2 separate regions of the Homo sapiens genome follow, and region 1 is linked to region 2. The links are chromatin contacts, found by Hi-C in ENCODE. All regions are on one chromosome and are shown on one strand. The core of a region is the stretch at or near the end of the contact, and the rest is flanking DNA. Distances in the headings are between cores, read along the strand shown. Region 1 has its middle 110 kb from the start of BCL2L14. Region 2 overlaps ETV6 (ETS variant transcription factor 6).

Region 1 (3,976 bases), core at 892-3,391, 180 kb before region 2:
TCTTGGCTCACTGCAACCTCCACCTCCTGGGTTCAAGCGATTCACCTGCCTCAGCCTCCCCAGTAGCTGGGATTACTGGCGCCCACCACCAAGCCCGGCTCATTTTTGTATTTTTTAGTAGAGACGGGGTTTCGCCATGTTGGCCAGACTGGCCTCGAACTCCTGACCTCAGGTGATCTGCCCGCCTCGGCCTCCCAGTGCTGGGATTACAGGCGTGAGCCACCATGCCCAGCCTGAAACATATTTTAAAAAGCATAACCATTCAATGCAAAGCTTAAATTCTGTTTCCCTAAGAAATCTTCATTTTAATTTGATTCATAAGGAAAACATGCCTTATTTATTTTATGGGTTTACTGATCCCCAATACATCACCTAGAGTCTCTGGGGGAGCATTTCTCCAAGTATGGGAAGCAAAGCAGTAGTGTTAAGACCAGTGGGGAGAAATTATAGAGAGGGAGATCAGATTTTATCCCAATTCAAGAGGGATCTTTCTAAGAGCTGCCATTGTGCAACAGTGGAATGAGTTCTCCTTAAAAGTAGCCAGTACTACTACTAAAAAATTTCCAAGCAGAGATGGGTCATGGGTGGGGGGAAGCTGCCAGTAAATTCTACTTTGGGAACAATGGTGCCGGAGCAAATTCACAGCCATGATTAAAGGAACAGGCAAAACCCGTGCTAACCACCACTTGAAGAAGACTCTGCACTTATAGGGAAGCCATCATTGGAGTATTAAGAGCTGACGTGGTCCTCACGATGTGCCAACCCCTTTAACCAAAGCTTTGATGTGCCATTTAGTTGTTGGAGGGACGCATATTGTCATCAATCCCATTTTCCAGGTGAAGAAATAGAGGCTCAAGGACATTAAATGCACCAAAGTCTCACAGCTGCCAGGAGTGGAGCTGGGCTTTGACCCTAGGCTGTTGGAGTTGGGTTGGGATTGCCTCTCCCTCCCAGTGCCTTCCCTGACCCTTCTGTCCTCACCCCCTCCCCATGATGCCGCTGCCTTTATTCTCAGCGCTGGCCTAGAAGGGATCTTGTATGAGGGAGGAGGACAGGCGGTGGTGGGTGGTCAGGACACCTGGACTCTGGTTCACACCCTGCCACTACCCAGGTGACCTTGGGAGGGCCGCTTACCTTCCTGTTTGTTTAGGTGCTGATTCATTGTTTCTGAATCTGCCACATGGGCCGTTTCTTCCTAAAACTCAAGGAAACTGTGCCACATCATGAAGGAGTCCCACTCCGCCACCAGTAGGACAGAACTGTAGTAAAAACAAAGTAGAACAAAGTAAACAACCAAGAAAAGAAAACAACCAAAAAGCAAAGCACCTACTGGGAAATGCCTCTCTCTCCTGGGGATTTACTTTCCTGGAAGGTCTCCCAGGCGCGGGACTCAGTACAAAGTATGTCTTTCACTGGACCAGGGAATGTCTATTAAGGGGTGCTCTCTTTGTGGTGCCCACCACCAACATTATAATAGGTTTTATTGGACTCTTCCTACTCACTGTGTATTTACACCTTCACAAAAATACAGATAATCATGCCCAGATGGCTGTTTGGTTTCCAGTTGAAACAACCATGTGATGTGATGTGTCGATGTGGGCCAGAGGTTTCAGCTGTGAATCATTTCTGGGTTTCCTGCTGTTATGGTGAGGTGGTGAGGCATCCTCGGGTTTCCCAGGGAGTCTCTGTGCTAACACTTCCCCCTCCAGAAACAATGAGGATAAAAGAAGTCTCCCTACCAGGGAGCCACGTTTACCACCGAGAGCTTTACCTTATAGCTCAGGGTGGGCGAGGCGAGTGTCAAGGATTTCTTTCCAAGATGCTTCTAAATCACAAGAGGATCTTAGGGGAGTTGAACCACTGTAAGAGTCTCACCCTTCATCTCTGTTTCATTTTTAGAAGAGACTCCTCCACGTGAGAGGCAAATGCACTAAGGCTTGGTATTGTCACATATGCTGGAAAACTTGCCTGAGTGTCCTGAGGGTCTCACAGGCTTTTCAATTTGTAGATTGCAAGAGAAGGCATTCTTTCAATTGGCTTAGCCAGACTGCAAACAGCTCAGAAGAAATGATCTGTTCCCTTATTCATTCCACAAGCATGCCTTGAGCATCTGCTAGGTGGGGCTATACAGATAAAGACACAGTTCCTTCAAGGAGCTCACAAGATGGCTAGGAAGTGTCTTCCATAAACCTGTCAATATGCAGACACAAGTGCAATATCAGAGGCGAATTCAAGGAGCGATAGAGGGAGAAACTGATTGTCTTGGGTAGGATGACAAGAGAAGGACATTCCAGGAAAAGAGCACAAAGAAAGGAAGGATAGAGAGATCCAAAGAGCTGCCACCTGGGAGGAGTTCATTGTGGCCAATGCAGAAAGCGAATTTATAGGTCAGGAGAGTATTGGGGGCTGGAAAACTAGATTGGGCGGATTATGAAGGGGTTTGCCAACCTGACTCAAAGAAGTGCGAATGAAGGCAGTAAAGAGGCAGGAGGCTGAAGGCAGGTCCAGTGGATTGAGGGGCCCAGAAGGGTTAAGATGGGAGAAAATGAATATTAATAAATTTATGAAGGAAATATTAATATTAATAGCAGTAAACATTATTGAATACTTTCTATGTGCATAGTAATGTGGCTAGGTGCTGCATTCACATTTAATACAGTTACTCAAAGAGATGGGTCCTGTAATTTTTTTTTTTTTTTTTTTTTTTGAGACGGAGTCTCACTCTATCTCTAGGCTGGTGTGCAGTGGTGCGATCTTGGCTCACTGCAGTCTCCGCCTCCCAGGTTCAAGCAATCAAGCAATTCTCTGCCTCAGCCTGCTGAGTAGCTGGGATTATAGGCACACACCACCATGCCCAGCTAATTTTTGTATTTTTAGTAGAGACGGGGTTTCACCATGTTGGCCAGGATGGTCTCGATCTCTTGATCTTGTGAACCGCCTGCCTCAGCCTCCCAAAGTGCTGGGATTACAGGCATGAGCCACCATGCCCAGCCAATTATGTGTGTTTTTTTTTTTTTGTTTTTTTGTTTTTTTTTTTTTTTTTTGAGATGGAGTCTCACTGTCACCCAGGCTGGAGTGCAGTGGCGCAGTCTCGGCTCACTGCAAGCTCCGCCTTCCGGGTTCACGCCATTCTCCTGCCTCAGCCTCCAATTATCTTTTATTTAACAGATGAAGAGACTGAGGCTTATGGAGGTAACAGAAATAAACTTCTCAAAGTCCCATAGATAGGAAGAAGACAGCAGCTGGCTCAAACCTTGGTTGTCTTATGCAAGGGAGAAATAAGAAATGTAAAAAAAGGAAAAGAAAGTCAATTTACTTGCCTTCAGTTATTTCTCTGACCATTTAATTATACACCACTCATTTAAAAATATTTTATTTATCCTGGCCAACGCTTTTTCCTCCAAAATCTTTGGTAGAAAGTTTAGTCTTTGCTTTTATCCTTTATTATTTCCCTCTTTTTGCAATCTTTACTACATGTACACAGTTCATTGTGAAAATCTTTTTAGGATGCACTCGTATGAAAAGCATAATGCAAAATGAAAATTCATCTATAAACAAACAGGGCAAACAGCATCTATTTGCGGTTTTCTTTGCACAGGTAGTTTGTTTCTCAGTGCTGAGCTTTGGAGAGGATATTCAGAGTGTCTGTTTTTCCATATTTTCTGAGCAGTACACTGAAGTTTTTAGAATGTGTGCATATCCACTGATATTTTGGCATCAACTGAGATGCAAAGTAATTGAATAGGACAAAAAAATAAAAATAAAAGGAGAGAAATGGTTTACAAAACCACCGTAAGCCTGACTTGTGTATTCATGGGATTTATAAATAGAGTTAGCTATAGTTAGGCTTTTCGTATGAGTGGGGCAGGGAGCAAGGCTGGGATCAGCATATGGATGAACAATAAAGGTATCCTCTCGCAGGTGATGAGCTCTGAGAACCACGTATCCTTGATCCCTGAGCCCTGATCTCTTTCCC
Region 2 (3,786 bases), core at 73-2,572:
CTGCTATACAGTAACTTACAATCATCTACTAGACTTCTATATTTTTGTCTGCTCAGCATCCACATACCGCATGTGGGGGAATCCCAAGATTGGCAGAGCTTTCTCCCCTGTTCCCTGGAACATAACCTGGACTCAGCCAATTAGATGCACTTGCCACAGTGTTTGAGTCTTAAGGGAGTGACCAATTCCCCAGGGATGGTGAGATGTTATTTATGGCAGAGGTGCTAGTCTCACGAATTCATGTGTCCACTGGCAGCCGAGCTGTGGTGGCATCCTAATAAAACTGTCCTTATGGCTCCATCTCAGCTAAGCTCCGGGCTGCCAAGTATCCTTTTGCTTCTGCTACCTTATCAGCCAATGAGCTGCCCAATATACCTCCAATAAAAGCTTTTTTTTTCTCTGTGATTAAGTTGTTCAGAGCTTTTTGTTGTTATTTGCAAGGAAGAACTGGTATACTTCTAAAGTGTTACACCACAGAATGAATTTAGGTGAATATTTGCTGTTGTCCCAGGGCAGTAAAAAAGGATACAGGCTACTGAACCTAAAACCTATTCTAATATAAACCCCAAATTTTCTTCTAAAAGGCTGGCAACCCAAGTGACAGATATTAATATAATCTCAACTTAAAAAAACAAAAACAGCTACATCTATCAAACTAGAGGTTGTAACAGTTACAGTTCTATGAATATACTGTGTAATAAATTAAAACTTTCAGACTGGGTCATTTATTCAGCACATACTTAGTGGAAGCCTTCTCTGTACCAGAAAGAGAGAAAAGGAATGGTTTCTAATTAACTCTTTTGTTTTTCAGCATCTGTGTGAAAGCAGAGAAGGCTAAAGGTAGAGCGTGTGTGAAAAATATGGGCAAAACCTTTTAAAAAGTCATGTCATCTATTTGTAATTGCATAAAGCTTTATTTCTTGTAAATTTTATCAGCTCATTTAATTACACAGCACACTAGGCAAATGCAGAAGGGAATGAATGGTTACTTCTCAGCAATTCTCTTCACACTTTTTATCTCTGTAAAGAAGGATTCTCATCATGCACTGAACAGTCACAGTGAGCACCGTCTATACCAACCAATTTTCTAATAAAAACTTGGCTATCTGGAAAAGCTCTGAAATGAACCATTCTAGAGATCCAAGTTTTCCAGGGTACCATACTAAGCACCAAAGGTTATTTCAGTGATTATTTTAACAACTCTAGGGGAATTTTTCTACATTATATATTTTCCTTCTGGCAGAAAAGAGAAAAATAGCAGGCAGCCAAATGGTTGCGTCACTTGAACTATGTCATTTCAATCCTGGAAATATTTCTGTCTTGATTCCCTAGGTAGAAAAGTGGGCCTCGGTATGGAGGCTATTTTTAGAGTCTGACTTCTTTTTTGAGCAATCCATTCCTTTCTTGACGTGAATGATTACCAAGTCTAGCTTTGAACTACAGTTTCAGATCAGAAATAAGCACATCACAGGAAAAGTCAAAGGAGTTTCAAGTTTTTAAGATGGGAACTGAACAAATTCAGTACTGAGTTCTGGGGAAGGGCTTGTGTGCTCAATTTCTGCCAAATATATTTGCTGCAGTGATCCTCTAAGAACCATAAAAAGTACAAGCTGTAAAAGAGCAAATCATTTCTAAAATGATGAAAGGCTGAGTTTTAAAAGAGGACTTATTCGGGAAAGCATGCACAAATATACGCAGAGACGCACGTGTGCATCCACAAAGAGAGAAGTCAACAGGCTCAACTTGTATGTTTGGTCGAAGCCCAAATCTATGAAAAAATAGAGCAAAGCATTTAATCTGGCTCTGAAGTATTCAGGGCCTAGATATAGGAAGGACAAAAGCCACGCTAGTATCTACTTACAATGTAAATCTGGTTTTGGTTGTTTGCGAGATAAAATAACCACCAACCCAAGTCTGACAGTTTGACAGTGTTCAAGAAGCTACAATAAGGGGGCAGCCCTAGGGCTGTATCACTTGAGCAATCAGTTTTACAAACGAATAATGTGTCTAATCCTCTAAGGCCTTTTATCCTGAAATCACTCACACGGAGGGCTCCAATCTTAAAGAAAGAACTTAGCTTTTATATAAACCATGCAATACAAGCCCAGTGTACATAACTGGACTAATTTAATGGTGTTTGAAAGAAGAGTGATTTTTTTTTTAAGAAAGAAAAACTAAGAGCTCTATGGCTCAACAAGGGAGTTACCTTTCTCTTCCTCCAATAAGGCATCAAAGTTTCAGGCAGAGTTGGGAATGATCTACCCTCCACAAGGAAAAGGCAGCAGGACATCCACATAGGTTTTCACTCAGTGCCTCAGCCTGCTTCTTCTGGTTTGATTCAACACGCATATATTGAGAGCATCAGGCACTATACCCAGCCCCAGGAATCTCAGATGGTTACAAGAAAACACTGCCTTCCAGGAACTCAGGATGAGCACCAGCCAGGCCTCATTTTCTGGGAAAAAAGTTTCTTCTAGGGACACCTCTCCTCAAGTGGCTCACAACAGACAGGGCTATATTAAACACAGGAGTGTGTGTGTGTGCACACGCGTGTGCGCTCGCCAGGCTGCCCAGGAAGGCGCTGTCATTCACGGAGGACCTGCCACGTGCCAGATGCTGGACAGGGCCCTTCATAAGCAGTAACTCTTGTAACCTCACAATAACTGCATGAGATAAGCATCGTGATTCCCCTTTTTAGGGATGAGGAAACTGCGACCCTGAGACATCTAGTCCTGCAGTAGGCTCCAAAGCCGGTGCATTTTCTGCTATTTGACATGGCTTGCTCTGAGAACAGAGAAGTTCCAGGTCACGTAGGTGAGATCCACCCATTCATAAATGCTTAAGAACCATCCAGGGTGAGCCGAGTCCTGCTGTGTGCTGGGGGAATGCACTGGTGATCAATCTGGCACAGTCCCAGCTCTTGGGCTTCAGTGGTGAGGATAAACTGGGAACCTGTGTTAAGGGAAGTTGAGAGCACCTTGGAAGCCCATTGGAGGTGCTGGTGAGTCTTCTGTAAAGCCTGGCATGAATAAATGGCTTAAACTGGGGCCAAAAGGATGAACTAGAATTACAGGGAATTAATCTTGCTAGGGTGGGGGGTGGAGGTGGGTCAGGGGGAAGGGTTTGGAATGAAGAAGTGTGTTGTAGCCAGAAGAAAGAGGCGAGAGAATGTGATCAGCATGGGAAATGGGAAAGGCCCAGTACAGCTGGTGCATTTATCCTACTTACAGCAGGAAGACAAGGAGGGGTTTTAAGCGCAGGTGGGGAGGGGACAATGGAAAATGCACGCCCAGATTTGCATTTTGACACAATAAATCTAGGTGCAAGCTGCTGGGTACAGAAGTGACCCACTACGCCCTGATGGACAGAAATAATCCTGGGCAATGCCAGAAGAAAAAAAAAACAAAAAAACTCCACAGTAAAGAGAAAGAAATTCTACCCACAATCCTTCTACCTAGAGATAACCACAATAACTATTTTCCTCCATAGCCTTTTGGTTTATTTTTATGGATTAAAAACAATTGAGATGACTCTGAAGAGAGAGATTTGTACCCTGCCTTTTCAATTATATTATATGAGCATTTAAAAAACGTGATTTTTTTTTTTTTTTTTTTTTTTGACACGGAGTCTCACTCTGTCACCCAGGCTGGAGTGCAGTGGCGCTATCTCGGCTCACTGCAAGCTCCGCCTCCCAGGTTCACGCCATTCTCCTGCCTCAGCCTCCCGAGTAGCTGGGACTACAGGCACCTGCCACCACGCCTGGCTAATTTTTTAAATATTTTTAGC

Evidence for each region. Hi-C counts contacts between places; a loop is a spot of excess contacts on that map. Pooled maps may share reads with other maps.
Region 1: a loop to region 2 is called in a pooled map, with 4 times the contacts of the local background. The contact joins two enhancer-like sites. A Hi-C loop is called at or near these places in 1 of 168 maps with a recorded cell type or tissue (PC-9) and 8 of 50 pooled maps.

What each region holds. Positions count from the first base shown.
Region 1 is chr12:11,956,521-11,960,496 of GRCh38, reverse strand. No RefSeq gene overlaps it. Among named protein-coding and RNA genes, the nearest start is that of BCL2L14, 110 kb to the left of the region's middle. RefSeq lists an enhancer at 723-1,922 and a silencer at 1,888-2,182. Within about 2 kb of position 2,141, at least 4 of the 41 ENCODE cell types and tissues checked have a DNase peak (open chromatin) inside an H3K27ac peak, as active enhancers do.
Region 2 is chr12:11,777,072-11,780,857 of GRCh38, reverse strand. The region is part of intron 2 of ETV6 (ETS variant transcription factor 6); the gene reads right to left. Among named protein-coding and RNA genes, the nearest start is that of ETV6, 130 kb to the right of the region's middle. RefSeq lists an enhancer at 76-145. Within about 2 kb of position 1,322, at least 6 of the 41 ENCODE cell types and tissues checked have a DNase peak (open chromatin) inside an H3K27ac peak, as active enhancers do.